Linked DNA regions of Homo sapiens: region 2 is linked to region 1. Evidence: read pairs that join two places in POLR2A ChIA-PET (ENCODE). Cell type or tissue: GM12878. All regions are shown on one strand.

Region 1 (8,000 bases):
TTACCCTTACCACAGTGTCAGGCAGAGAGGTGGGGGCAGTTTTGGATGCTGGTTAAAGAGGTAAGTTGAAGGTACTTTTAATTTAGATCTAGAGGGACATATTTATATAGTTTGCATCACTTCTGTGGATAGGTATTACTAGCCATCTAAGGTAGGAATCGTTTCCAGGAATAATCCTGCCCACCCTGCCAACTCACTTGCCATCCTGACACAGGTCAGGGCCAGAAGTTTCATTGTTATGAGAATGAGTCCCATGTTGTTCAGTGATAGGAGGAAGTGTTTGTAACAAATAAAAGTGGAAGCCAGTCTGTGGAAAATCCTTCAGCCATCTAACAAGTACAACAAAAATCAAGGAAATATCTGGGAAAAGTATTTTAGCAGCATATTATGGATTAGTCTAAAAGGACATTGTTGTCTATGGTAATGTCTGTGGAATTTCTAAGTTTGTGATGCGATGTGATTTTTTTTCACCCTGAACAAACATTCAGCCCTGTGCAGTGGTGAGCACCTGTTATCCCATCTACCTGCGTGGCTGAGGTGAGAGAATGCTTGAGCCCAGGAATTCCAAGCTGCAGAGTGTGATAATTGTGCCTGTAAATAGAGAGACCCAGCCAGGGCAGCATAGAGAGGCCCCATCACTATAAAAGTAATTAATAAATAAATGTTCAATTTCATACCTAACTTTATATTCATAATTTAAAGAGGGCCCTTCAAAGTTGTATAAGCTTCAGGCCCCCCGAAAATTTGGATCCATTTTTGATAATTAAATGTTGGATTCAAAACAATAATAAAGAGTAATAAAGAATTAAGTGTGCTTCTTCATCTTAAATTCACAAGGTTTTGCCTTTTCCCCAAAGAAATACATAAGATTTAGCCAAACATCATTTATTTTATTAAAATTTATGTAATCACTTTTTTTTAATGTAATCCAAAGACTAGGGAATGAGACCAAAATTTCGAATGTAGCAATTCTTGCCAAGTTTAATGGCCTCTTAATGGTATGAGAGTTTCCATGATTTTATATTTCTAATTGCTTTTTTATTATTGTTGAACAAAACTCTTCAAAACAAGAAAAAATACTACTAATGATAATCATAGCCTTTTTTAAAAAAATGAAGATAATTGAATTCTACTCATTATATAATGACTCAATTAATTCCGTAGAGCACTCTGTCATTTGAAAACAATCCAAAAGTGGTAGTCACCAGGATCCCACAGAGTCCACCTAGCCTATCCGTGGGGAAATTAATTCCGTCCACATACAAAGGGAGAAAGTGGCTGCAAACCCCAGAAATAATGGGAAACCACCCAGCTCTGCACATTCTTCAGCAGAAAATGGGAATGGCCTCAGTAAATGATGGTCGCCTGACTCGTGCAAACATTCTTTTACTTAATACTATGTTTTTAAATGACCTGGCCAATCCAACTGGAAACTTGTATTTAAAAGTTCCATTTAACAATACCTTCAGATGATTTACTAGGTGGGTGCAAAGGTAATTGCTGTTTGGTGCTGATCATTTTGTCTTTCCAGTAGACATCCTTTCAGGTTTTAAAGTAACCTTTTGAGATAGATTGACCTTTCTTCTTAAAATGTCTTTAATTCTGGCAAGGTGCAGTAGGCTCATGACTGTAATCCCAACACTTTGGGAGGCTACGGCGGGCGGATCACGAGGTCAGGAGTTTGAGACCAGCCTGACCAACATGGTGAAACTCCGTCTCTACTAAAAATACAAAAATCAGCCAGGCATGGTGGCGGGTGCCTGTAATCCCAGCTACTCAGGAGGCTGAGGCAGGAGAATCACTTGCACCTGGGAGGCAGAGGTTGCAGTGAGCCTAGATCATGCCACCACACTCCAACCTGGACGACAGAGAAAGACTCCCATCTCAAAAAGAAAAAAAAAGTCTTTAATTCTGTTTTGTTTCTTGGGAGAAAGTAACGAGTTGCCCACTCAATAAAGGTGTGCACTGTTCATTGTGTTCATTCTCAAATTCTCCGGTGCCTTCTTGGAAAGCACATTGAAACATGAAGCTCATCAGAGCCTTGCCTAAGACCTGCCATCCATGCTCTGCTCTCAGAGCTCTCGGTGAAGCTCTCCTGGCTGCTACAGATGGAATCGGACCACCACCCAACAAAATCTGCTCCAAGGCAGGGATGATTTGCTGGACAGAATGCTTCTCACTGTTCTCTACCACCCATTGGTATTTGAGGACTGAGATGTCTCTTTTGTCAGAATTTACTAATAACTGGGAGAATATTTATCAAATGGGTTTTTGTTTTCTCTGGGCTCACCAGCTTGTTTCTTTTTTCTTTCTTCCTTTTTTGAATACAGAAATAAAAGCAGAAATCGGTCACTCCAATTTCTCCAAATTATGAACTCTGTGCTTTCCAAAAATGGCCCACTTGTGGGACAATGGATCACCTCACCCAGGATATTTAACAGGGAGCAAAGAGATGGCGAGATCTCAGGGCTGGATGGGGCCTAAGTGGCTTTTCATTCCTGTGCTTGCATTTTACTTGACGCCCAGGGAGAGTGGGATTTGCTGTGGACCAGCTGACAGCCATGAACTCCAAGGCCTCTCATTGCCAATTTATTGGTGTTTTCATGATACGAGACTATGCTTGCAAGTTAACAGAAAAATTAAAATTATAGGGTTTAAAGGAAAAACTTACTTCTACTTGTTTTGACTTGTGTGCCCTTCAAGACACAGATAATCTAATTTCACCTCTCCAGTCTGGCCCCAGAGTATCTTCCATTCTCACCTCCCACCTCTTCCCCTCTACATACCCTGTACAGCTGGCTCACTCATCACCCCAGGCTATCCTGGACATTTTCTGATCTTTAGGCTTTCACTCAAGCTGAGAATTCTCCCTTAATACCTTCCCTCCTCCTCTATAGACCAGGCAAACTCTGCTAACCCCTCCAAATGTTACCTCAATTCCTGCCCCCCAAGTCCTGCAGTCGTCCCAAAGGTGTGCAGAGACCTGTTCCCCTGAGTGTCTCTTAGCACGATTCCTTTAACACTGGATCTGTAACACCATGGAGAAACCTTCCCCTGCCACTTTCAGCCATTCTTACCACTCGTACTCTTATTATTTTGCATATATATGTCTTAATTTCTCAACTACATTGGAAAACTCTTAAAGGCAGAGCTCTTTTTGTCATAATTATCTGTACACCCCAGAAAAAAATATTTGGTACAACTCTTTATAACAGGTACTCAATAAATATTCATAAATGCACCTAAGTTTAGGACTGGCAGATGGATGATAAGTAAACAAATACGTACCCATGTGTAAATCATTGAGTTTAGGTCTGTGAATTTGAAAACAATGTTGTTATCTGCAGTGTTTCCAAACAGAATTCTACTTATCCAGTTTTTCCCACCCCAGTGCTAACTCTAGAGATCAGGTATATTGCACTCACTCATTATATGTATATTTAGCTGTATCTTGAGGGATTCTTTAACTCAGAATGTTATGGATTTGTTGAGAATGGCTGAACACACGGCCTACAAGGAGAATCCTGACCATTTGCTGGACACACTTTCATAGAATGACCTCTAAAGGAAATGCAGTTGTTCTGATAAGAATCCCAGTTCCTCCTGACCAACCCACTGCTGATAATCTGGTAACCCCAGCCAAGCCAAGGATGTCATTCTGTCTGTCCGGATCTTCTGAAGGCCTCACATTTCTCTTGTGCCGCAACTCTTGTACGGGGTCATTTCCTCTAAGGACCACCATAATTGAGTGTGTCTTTGTTCATGCACTAACTTTAAGAAGAGAGGTAAATACTAAATCCTCGCCAACTTTACCAACTACAGAAGATTCTAGAAAGGCAGATCAAAGCTGACTGTGGCTGGCTGAGATCGCAGGTGCCTTTCCATGCTGAGTGGCCTGAGTCTGTGATCTTCTTCATGGCTGCTGTCTCTCTGTGGATCAGATTTCTCTCCTGTGTGGGAACTATGGGAAAAAGACCTGAACACAAAAACTCAAAATGCTTGAATTAAATTTTCTCTTTTGTTGTGAAAACTTGATGAAAATGTCAAGAAAAACCAAATCTCCCTGGACTGTGTAGGAGTGTTTTCCTATTCAAAGAGTCACTTAAAGACATTTTTAAGGATTCCAAGGTAAACAGTCTCCATGAGAAAGTCAAGATCAGCTCAAATTATAAATGAAAAGTCTCCAAATAAGTCCTTTATAATATCAGAAATATACACTTAATTATATGAAAAATGAAAAAAGTTACCTCTTTGTAAGTGAGTACATCAAAATTGCCTCCTTTTCATCTCCTCATATTGAATCATGGACCATGTTTTAAGGGCCTATTCAAATATGTGGGGTGTAAATATTTTGTGGTTCCCAACACTCTTCACCTAGCTGATGGTTATTTGTAACAACACATTTCTCTACTGTGTCTTCCTTGAGGACCGTATGTGTTTCAGATTTGTCTGTGTGTCTCACCTAGTGACCAGTACTGAGCTTTTTGCACTGCAGATACTCAATAAATATTGCTTATATAGAGAAGTGAATCAATGTTTTCTTATATTTGGCAAGGTCAGAAATTTTGGTGTCAGAAGTAGGATGCCCAGGTCCAATAGTCATGAACACTGTCACTGTCTAATTGCTACAAAGGAGAGTCACATATCTAAACAACTTATGCATGCTCAAAATATGCCAGAGCCCAACAGCAGGCTAAGGACACACAACCAAAGAGTCCACGTCTACTGCAGAGAAGGGTGTTCTGTTAGCAACCTTCATCTATTCACTCAGACATTCGATCAGCCAATAATTCGTTGGGGACATGAAAAAATGTCAGGCACTGTGCAAGATACTAAATATATAATACAGAGGTAAGTAAAGCACAGACTTTGTCTTCAAGAAGCTCACAGTCTATTGGAAAAGAGAGACATGCTGAAAATAAATACAATTCAAGTGACAGATCAAAAAAAGACCAAGTGCTAAGGGTTTCCAATAAAGGGAGCGTAAAAATGGAGTTTTTCTTCATTTTTTAGAGAAGAAAGAACAGGCTTTGAAGAAGAGATGGTGTTTGAGCAATATTTTCTACAAGTAAAAGTGTGCCTGAATGAAAAGCAAGGAAATAATATTTTAGGACAAGAAAATACCCGATGTGTGCTTGCAGGAAGGTTAGAGTGAAAAATGACAGTATGAGGAAGAAAATCCAATTATTGTGGCTGAATATATTGAGCAGGACAGAGGGGCAAAGGCTAAAGATGAAGCTACAAGAAATAAGTTGGGGCCAGATTATGACAAACACATGACAGCAACATTCAAAAGTTTGGAAGCTGCCAAAAAAAAAAAAAAAAAAAAATTGAAGTGCAAGAAAAACTCAATGAAAGGAGGAAAAGATATTAAAACAATAAACAGGAGGAAGAGATATCAAAAAGAGGCAGCCTATGCGTAAGTGCATCAGTGATGTTTCTTTGATTGCTTAAGTTTCCGAGAACCAGCTCCGGTTCTTAAGCCCAGAGGGAAGCTACTGGCAGGAGTCAGGGAGTTCACTGCATCGTCCAAGCAAGGCTAGAGATGCAGGCTGGGACAGCGCAGAATGCTTGCCCGGGTTGGGAGAGCAGGGACTACTCAACAGTCTCATCCAGACACAATCGTGGAAGAAAATGAACTCCAGCCACAGTCGGACTTTTTATCACTCTGCTGGAAATTCAAATTCCAGGGCGAAGACTCACATTCCTTAGTGAGGAGAGGGCAGGACTCCCAGATAACCAATCCCACCAGAATGCACCCAAGGAGGGAAATGCAATTCCCCAAAAAGACATCAAGCTGGGGTCAATGATGGGCAGCCAAAAACTCAAAGATGCAGACAGAAAGGTCACTGCAACAAGCAATACTGCAGAAGGGAAAACCAGCACAGAAAGAAGAAATAGTCAGAGTTGAAAAGAAAATCTTGCTAGACCAGAGAAAGCCCTGAACCTGGCCATCCGTAGTTCACAACATGTAGCTCAGAACATTAATAAAAAGAGTGCAATACCAGGTACATCCCAGCAAAATGTTCCTGGTGCCCCAGATCTTGCTCTGCACAAGGGGAGAAATGAAGGCATCTGTTAATTCCTGTTATACTTAGAGAGATGGATGGGGAGGGAGGAAGCCATGCCCACAATTTGAGCTGAACTTAAGTGAAGAGAAATGAAAATTCCCCTGCCCATTCTTCAGGTATCTAATGTTCATGGCTGGAGCAGACTGATGTTGAATTTGAAAGGCACAGTGGTGGGTACCACTTGTATGAACAAGGCATGATCTGGAGCCAGGAGGGTGACAAGGGGACCCTGACAACGGCTTTCAGTAACAATATGAAATACTGTCTTCACCAGGAGCAGAGAAACCCTGAACATGTTGCCTTTAGGAAAACAGTTCTCTGAGTTGGTTTTAAGAGATTTTAAAAGATTTTCTCTCTGCAAATTATCATCTGTTTTTGGAAAGGGTGAATGTGTGTTGTCCGAGACTTCCCCACAGACCAGCAGGCCCCAGGAAGATGGAGGAAGCACATCTTCACCCCCACACTGATAGGGACCCGGGAAGGAACTCGCCCATGGGGTGCACAGTACACCCTGCACTATTTCGCTTGACTCAGAAGCCAGAACCCACCAGAGTCTACTGTGCCCAAGCTCTGCTTATTAGCTGGACCACATACACCATGCTTTGGGAAATGTGAGGCTATGAATTAGTGGGACCTCCAAAATGTCCTGGGGAAATGGGCTACACTGTAAAAACTCACCCGTCTGGACCCTTAAGATTGGTTTAGTATATGCAAGTTGTACCTCAATTGAAGAATGGCTGCAGGGGCCAGGGCATGAGAGGTTTTTTAATTGTGTGGTGAGGCGCACTGTGAAGAACTGAAGGAGGGGGTCCTCTCGGGAGAATGGATGGTGGGGACTCAAGGCAGAGAAGCAAGGCCCAGAAACAGGGTGAAGCCAGGAAGGGATCCCAATCAAACATTGATATTCTTCCATTCTTTTTCCCTTAGCCTCTATAGAATATTCTACTAGGCATCGTGCTTAAGAATTTTTTCCTAGCTGGTGCAGTGGCTCATGCCTGTAATCCCAGTACTTTGGGGGGCCAAGGCAGTAGGATCTTTTGAGCCCAGGAGTTTGAAGCCAACCTAGGCAACATAGTGAGACCCTGTCTCTGCAAAAAAAAATTTTTTTAATTAGTCAGGGGTGGTAGCCTGCGCCTCTGGTCCCAGCTACTCAGGAGACTGAGGTGGGAGGATCACTTGGGCCCAAGTCAGGCTGCAATGAGCTATGATTGCACCTCTGCACTCCAGCCTGGGCAGCAGAGTGAGACCCTGTCTCAAAAATAAAAAAAAATATATTCCTATTTTATAATATCCTCCAGTTCCTTTCAAATTTTCAGTTTAAAAAAGTTGGAGGAGAAAAGAGGAAATTACTGAAAGATGTAATCTAAAGAGATGAATAAAATTAACTCAAGGTTGGAAAATTTGTAGTAAAAATTATAGGCAAAAAAAAAAGTGCCTCAATATGACACAAAACTAATTCTAAATCATTGTTCATATGATTACAGAATGCAAGGTCAAAGGTAATTATTGACATATAAGATGCGAAAGATAAGTAGATAATAATTATCTGGATTTATAATTCCAGTTTCATCAAAAAGAACTAGAAAATAGAGTGAAGAGTAAGGGAGGAATTAGCTCATTCTAAGTTGATCCTCTTATAATAAAGGAGTAGGTAGTTGCTATTTCATTCATGGTATTGATCATTAGAGAAAACTGCATTAAATAGAGTTTTTACATTTAACAGTAAAAGGAGGGGAAATAGCTTTTAAAGTCACCAAATCATTAGAGGGCAAAAATAACTACAAGAAAACATAATCCTCATAGTGAAAGACCCAAGTTTTAAATAACAGCATATCTTTACAATTTTTAATTTAATGTTTTTCATCCAAAGCATTTTGACTCATACCACCTTACAAGAGTAATGTATGATGATCTTTTCTTCTTAGCAGC
Region 2 (8,000 bases), 570 kb after region 1:
TTTACTTTCCTTAACGTTAGTGCTGCCTGTAATCCCAGCACTTTGGGAGGCCAAGGTGGGTGGACTGCCTGAGCTCAGGAGTTCACGACCAGCCTGGGCAATACGGTGAAACCCCGTCTCTACTAAAATACAATAAATTAGCCGGGCATGGCGTTATGCACCTGTAGTCCCAGCTACTCGGGAGGCTGAGGCAGAAGAATTGCTTGAACCTGGGAGGCGGAGGTCGCAGTGAGCCGAGATCGCGCCACTGCACTCCAGCCTGGGCAACAGAGCGAGACTCTGTCTCAAAAATAAATAAATAAATAAATAAATAAACAAACAAACAAACAAGCAAGCAAATTTTTAAAAAATAGTGCTATATCCTAAATCCTAAGCGAATGGACCAAGAGGAATAGAATTCAATTAAAACACAGGAGTTTTGAAAGCTGTATTAAATACATCTATTACAGTTATCATAGGCACAACTGAATTAAAATAATGTATAACGCAAATCCAGTTGAAATCTCAGGTAACCCTAAAAGCTTAGGGCTACATCTCAACTTTTATTTCATTACTGACAGCTTCCATAAGAGCTAGAATGGATACTTCAGAATTCAAACAACTAAGAACAGTCAGTCAAAAAAACAAACAAACAAAAAAAAACAAAAAACCCAAAGTCAGCATTTGTTTTGAAATGAGTTGCCTAGAAATTAGACTTGAAAGTAACAGCTAGGGAAAAAAACAAATTTGGGGCATCATAGCCTGAATACTTAAATTGTCATAGATTAGGTAATAGAAATCTATTAGGTACAACATTTGCAACCCCCAAATGAAGGATATCTAATTAATTTAAAAATTCATTCATGTGGCCGGGTGCGGTGGCTCACGTCTGTAATCCCAGCACTTTAGGAGGCTGAGGCCTCCACCTGAGGTCAGGACGACTCCATCTGAGGTCAGGAGTTTGAGACCAGCCTGCCCAACATGGTGAAACCCCGTCTCTACTAAAAATACAAAAATTAGCCAGGCGTGGTGGCTCATGCCTGTAATCCCAGCTCCCCGGGAAGCTGAGGCAGAAGAATCACTTGAACCCAGGAGACAGGTTGCAGTGAGCCGAGATCACGCCATTGTACTCCAGCCTGGGCGCCAGAGCGAGACTCCATCTCAAAAAAAAAAAAAAAAAATTCATTCATGTTTCTATCTCTCTTTTTCTATCATGCTACTCTGAATTTGGCCTTTCTCCAGAGCCAGTAAAACCTGCTAAAAGGCGAAAAATGATAAAACTTAATTTGCTGTTTAATGTATTAAAATATTTCTTCTGTAAGCCTTTTTAAGTGCCTCCCAACCCCCCACCATCTACCTTCGATCTATTTCAAAAAACTATAAAATCACCACTCAATGGTGTGATATAGTAATCCATAGGTATTCTAAATGTATTAGATTAATAAAATATACCTTGAACAACAACCTGGCTGCCTGGGACAAAGAACTGCTGTGTGCCATCAGCTGATTGTGCTGCGTACTGTACAATTGTAGCACCTGGTGGAGGAGCTCCTGAATTTGTCATTGTTAATGCCTGCAGTCCCTGAACACCATCAGATCCTGGGTTAGAAATCTGGATTGTTCCACCTTGGGCTATAGCAACTTAACAGAAAAAGAAAAGAAATATTAGAGAATTTCAAGATTTATTTTTAATAATCCCCTATTGGAAGAATATACTCTGGGTCTATTTATTACCATTGCTTCTTTCTCAGGTTACCCTTATTTTCTATGCTGAATTGAGAAGGAAGATCAGCTTCGTCATGGGACGATACTCTAGGAAAAGCTTATAAACACTTGAAAATATTTTATATTCAGAAATGTTTGAGATTCATAGAGCCCATGGAGTGTTCCTCCTCCTTAGCATCCAGCTGACTACATCACTCAAGAGGAAGAGTGGAGAAGGAGACAGGGAGAGTCCAGCTTCCTGGTTTTCTCCATTCTCTCAGATGTTTTTCCTTATAAACACCATTCTTCTACCATTTAAAATTCCCATTTAAGGCCAGGTGTGGTGGCTCATGCCTGTGATCCCAGCACTTTGGGAGGCCAAGGCAGGAGGATCACTTGAGCCCAGGAGTTCAAGGCCAGCCTGGGCAACACAGGAAAACCCTGTCTCTAAAAAAAGAAAAGAAAAGAAAAGAAAAATTCCCATTTAATATTGCAATTAAAATGAATTTCTACCTTCATTCAGCTAACTACTTTTCTGATTTGTCATCAAAAGAAAGTAGTTTTTAAGAAATATATAGGCAAGGTGCAGTGGCTCACGCCTGTAAACTTAGGACTTTGGGAGGCCAAGGTAGGCAGATCACCTGAGGTCAGGAGTTTGAGACCAGCCTGATCAATATGGTGAAACCCCGCCTCTACTAAAAATACAAAAATTAGCCAGGTGTGGTGGCAGGTGTCTGTAGTCCCAGTTACTCGGGAGGCTGAGACAGGAGAATCACTTGAACCCGGGAGTTGGAGGTTGCAGTGAGCTGAGATTGCGGCACTGCACTCCAGCCTGGGCAACAGAGACTCCATCTAAAAAAAAAAACCAACATACATATAATTATATATGTTATATATAATTATATATTTTATATATATAAATATATAATATATATTATATATTAATATATTTATATATTAATATTAATATATAATATATATTATATATATTATATATTAATATATTAATATATTTATATATTTATATAATATATATCATATATATTATATATTATATATATTATTATATTAATTATATATATTAATTATATATAATATATATTATATGTGATATATATTATATATTATATTATATATAATATATAATATATATCACATATAATATATAAATTATATATTTATATATATAATTTATATTGTATTTATATATAACATATATTTTAATAATTATTATATTTTTATAATTATTTATATTTTATATATAATATATAATTATATATAACATATATACGTATATATACCTATATATGTATATATGTTATGTACAATTATATATAACATAATTATGTTATATATAATTTGTTATATATTATATATAACTATATATAATTATAACTATATATAATTATATATAGTTATATATGTTGTATATATGACCAAAATTTTTAATATATATTTATTATAATTATATATGTCATATGTTATATATAACTATATAATTTACATATATTATATATTTATATATAAATATATATAAAAACATATTTTGGTTATAAAGCTAAAGTCTAGAAAACTGTAACCTTTGCCATTTTGTCTATGTCAGGAGAATCCTGAAATATAAATTGTCAAGTTGCAAAGGTCCTTAAAAAGTAACTGTTACTAAAAGGATTTGTGCTACAATATTTACCTCTACCAAGTATCTCAAGTAACTACAGCTAATGGCAACAAATAGGAAGTAGATTTCCTTTAAATACTGAGATCTGCCAGTCATGTTTAAAAGTTAACATATTAATTGACTTGAAGCTTCCAAAGAATAACTGATCAAACGTTTTGTTTCAAAATTTCACTCTAATAGACAAGTATTATTTAAAATATCTGAAAGGTCTGTATATTTTAACATAAAGATTCCAACTGCATGCTTCAAACAGTAGATATTAAATGGTACCAGAGGCTATGCTTTTTAAAAAATCACATATAAACTAGCTAACTAGGCTTTACAATGAAGATTTTAAAAACACATCACCAGAATAACATGACATCTATACATCAATGTAAATACCTTACAGTAGCGTAACAGTAGTGTTTAAAATACACTCTGAATATTTTCAAGTCATTTCCAAACGTTTTTAAAGGCATCTAGGCAAAAAAGCACTTAGGCGATAACCTGATAGGACAAACCTATGAGAATTATGGAAAGAGTAACAACAACAAATTTTCACTTCTTTCACCTAAGGTGCCAGTGTCTACACAGGAAGATAGATTAACATTTTTAAAAAGACTTCCACATGCTGCGTTCTCTGTGTTTTATTTCACTGACAGGCCAGTGTGGCAGAAACTGAAGAGTCAGTTACAGAATGTCAATAGAACTGAGGTTGAGACACCCTGATGTAACAGCACTTTATCTGGCTCACCTAGAGCAGTTATTTTCTGTACACACTTTAAAAACAGGGTATTTTTAAACCATGGCTTTCCAAAGATTTCATGGGTCTCAGGATTCAGCCCTCATAGTAAAAGGGTTTGAGAGAGATCTAACTAACTTCTTACAAGTATGAAAATGTCAAAAGACACTGCTTTCTTGGCCCCTTGTGGCTAGACATGAGTAAATTGTGTATGTTTTCATATATTTGAATGTGTATTTTTCAGTTGATAATTAGTTTGATGTCACAGAAATAGTGCTTTAGAAAGAGCAGCCCAAGGTCAGGTAACCACAGTGTATTAGAAGTACAAAGCCTAGGCCGGGCGCGGTGGCTCACATCTGTAATCCCAGCACTTTGGGAGGCCGAGGTTGGTGGATCACCTGAGGTCAGGAGTTCAAGACCAGCCTGACCAACAAGGAGAAACCCCGTCCCTACTAAAAATACAAGAAATTAGCCAGGCGTGGTGGTGCATGCCTGCAATCCCAGCTCCTCGGGAGGCTGAGGGAGGAGAATCGCTTGAATCTGGGAGGCGGGGGTTGCGGTGAGCAGAGATTGCACCATTGCACACCAGCCTGGACAAGAGCAAAACTCCGTCTCAAAAAAAAAAAAAAAAGAAGTACAAAGCCTAGAACAGAGCAGCCACTCAAAAAATAGAATGAATGAATGAATGAATGAATGAATGAATGGCTATCATTTCCTCATGACAGATGATATTATAAAAAACTTAAGCCCCCTGTGAATCTAGGAGAGTTAAATGAGGTATGGTTTCAAATTCCAATCATAGAACCTAGTTTTTCAACACCAAATTATCAAGCTTTTAAATAACGATCAAGTCAATCTGAGGTGAGAGTAGCTGCCTCAGGGTAAGAACCCCTAAATAGGTAGATAACAAAGACCTTTACTTCCTTTTTTCTCTTTCTTTTTGCTTTACTCGTTTCCTTTTTTCTTTTCAGTAATGTTTCCCCACAGTTCTGATCAAAAAACTTTGTTTTCACAATATGAACAGCTGACACATCAAGAATCTGTTTCTCATTTTATTTTCTGGGGAAGTCATTATATAATTAGATATGGAAAACAAAAGCTAAACAAACACACACACACACCCCTCACACACTGGCTCTAGTGAGAAAACATTTCTACTGATTAAGTCAGGCACGTCAGCCTCATTTTCATTTTTATGCCAAAGGTGCTCTTGATTTTGTTGTTATCAAATGACAGAGGACCTTCCCATTGAAAATGTTCTCTCTCATCTGACAATAAACAAAATTTCCCAGTGCCTCAGGATCCTGGAAATAGGTTTTACGTGGGCCTGTCTGTATTCAGAGATTTGAGGAGAAAACTGTTTAGGTTTCAAAATAGTCAAGGATAGCATAACATGTGCTTTCAATAAACATAAATCAAGATAGAAAAAATAAGATGAAATTAACTGAATGAATTTAGACATATCTTCTATTTTAGCTATTTATTTAAGAGATGGGGTCTTGCTGTGTTGCCCCACATCCTGATATTGGTCTAGCTGGTCTTAAACTGCTAGGCTCAAGCAATCCTTCTGCCTCAGCCTTCTGAGTAGCTGGGACTACAGGCACAAACCACCAAGCCTGGCGATGTTATACACTTCTTATTTATTTATTTGTTCATTTATTTTGAGATGGACTTTCACTCTTCTCGCCCAGGCTGAAGTGCAATCGTGTGATCTCAGCTCACTGCAACCTCCACCTGCTGGGTTCAAGCGATTCTCCTGCCTCAGCCTCCAAAGTAGCTGGGATTACAAGTGTGCACCACCACACCCGGCTAATTTTGTATTTTCAGTAGAGATGGGGTTTCACCATGTTGGCCAGGCTGGTCTCGAATGCCTGACCTCAGGTGATCCGCCCACCTCAGCCTCCCAAAGTGCTGGGATTACAGGCGTGAACCATCACGCCCGGCCCATGTTATATACTTCTAATCCTAAATTTATACACATGAGCTAATTAAAATACATACACATGTAAATGTTTATATTTAAAACCACTCTTGTTCCAAATTGCAATCCAAAGATTCATAAATGAAATCTCACTGCATTAACTTTAAAAACAGCAGCAAACAGACCTTTGTTCCAATGAATTCTCAGGTTTAAATTCAGAGTGACCATAAGAGAGCACCTATGAGTACTTGTACCTTAAAAGCCAAGAGGTGCATTATAGCAGAAGGAAGACTAAATCATGCTATAACAACAATAGCAACATCAAAGTTTAAAAGCCAGAGTTACATTAAGTAGTGCCTTAAAAAATTTTGAAACAGTTGCCTTAGAGAAATGTAAACAACGTCACTATTAAGAACTGCAACTGGATTAACTTTCGAATGTGTAAGCCTATTATGTTCTAATTCCCTTTATGAAGAAGTTGAATTGGTGCTTATTCGTGAGCCTCCTGAGAATTCTGAATTCTTATAAGGAGTCCACAAAGTTCATATTTTTCTTTTCATAATGGTGCAGTTTAGATTGACCCACTTACCTTTCATGTATAAGAATTCCAGAAAGATGAGTTAATACTCTAATAAGATTCCTCGTAAAATACAATAGGCACAAGCAGAGACAAGGGCCATTTGTGGGAAAAAAACTGAAGTCTTGGGTGATAGTCTTTAATTGGTACAGGAAGAGGTTGGGTATAGTAGGATGGAGGATTTAAGTAACCTTTGTTTCAAGAGGAAATTTAATGAATTAGGAAGCTTCAAACATTTTAATTTCCTCGGTTGCTTTTACAAATTCACTCATTTACTGCCTATCTTAACTGTCTCATGCAGCAAGTAACATTCTTTGTTAATTCTAAGGCTGTCTCTCTCCCGCCATCTCTCGGGTATATGCTTCTGAAATAAAAGACTTTCTTCGACCAGCTCAACTGTTATGCAACACACCTATCACTAAGATCTGTACTTCCAGTGAGGATTCTGCAGGTACAGCTCACTTACTTGGTGTTGTAATAATGGATCCCTGTCTATTTTATGCTTTTTCCTACTCCCCAGGGAGCAGCCTATTCCAACTTTCACTTTTTAGTTTTTGTGATAATAGTAAGTCAATATAATAAGGCCAACTTCTGCCAAATATCTTTCAACTATTAAAAATGTAACTGCTTGTATATGGGAAAACTTGAATATACTTTATTTCTTCAACTTTGATACACATTTAGTTCTTTTAAACACCAGCTAACTCATTATTCCAAATTAAAAATAACTAATAAAATATTGGAAAAAAAGAAATAAAAGCAAAGTTTGGGAGAAAGCCATCCATGGATAAAAGCTGAACAATTAAACCTAAAATTTTTTTTTATAATAAAAGGTTATGAAAGAGCATTAAAAAAAATTTACAGCTCAAAGGGAAGGAAAAAAATAGGAAAATCTCCAGAAATTCTAATAAAATACGTTCCTCTATTCAAAAACCAAAGGAAACTGGCAATTGTTTCCATTTCTAGACATTCTGCTACAACATTAAAGCATTAATATCTGCTAAGTTAGTTCTATAAAAAATAAGATCAATAAAAATGGATGTTGTGTGTGTAAGTATGTTTACCCTCCAATTAAAGTAAACGTCTTCTAAAAAGTTTGAATGTTGTTAGTATTCACTTCTCAAAGAATTATCTACATATATTTCACTAAATGTCCCCAAAATGCATTTTTAACAAAAGAAATTCACATTGTGTGAACAAATGGCAATTTTTACCTGCAGACTGTACATACAGAACTATAACTTCTCATCAGAATAATTTCTAGGATCATACTGTATAGACTCAAATTAAGAAACCAAAGTAAGAAATAGTCCATGACCTCTTATGTGGCAAATAGACAGATGTGTTTTTTTTGTTTGTTGTTTTGAGACAGAGTCTCACTCTGCTGCCCAGGTTGGACAGTGCAGTGGTGCAATCATAA

What was found. Peaks named below come from ENCODE experiments on the same cell type or tissue, not always from the same donor. Only the 100,000 strongest peaks of a DNase experiment are listed, where the experiment ranks them.
Region 2: POLR2A ChIA-PET joins it to region 1 with 5 read pairs; 2 of 35 experiments call an interaction of 5 or more read pairs at or near these places.

What each region holds. Positions count from the first base shown.
Region 1 is chr10:35,755,811-35,763,810 of GRCh38, reverse strand. No RefSeq gene overlaps it. Among named protein-coding and RNA genes, the nearest start is that of PCAT5, 18 kb to the left of the region's middle. In GM12878, no CTCF peak of the experiment used is centred here; no DNase peak of the experiment used is centred here.
Region 2 is chr10:35,181,820-35,189,819 of GRCh38, reverse strand. It overlaps CREM (cAMP responsive element modulator), which reads right to left. Exons shown (of 8, transcript NM_183011.2): 6 at 1,432-1,620. Among named protein-coding and RNA genes, the nearest start is that of LINC02634, 59 kb to the left of the region's middle. In GM12878, no CTCF peak of the experiment used is centred here; no DNase peak of the experiment used is centred here; H3K27ac peaks cover 2,061 bases.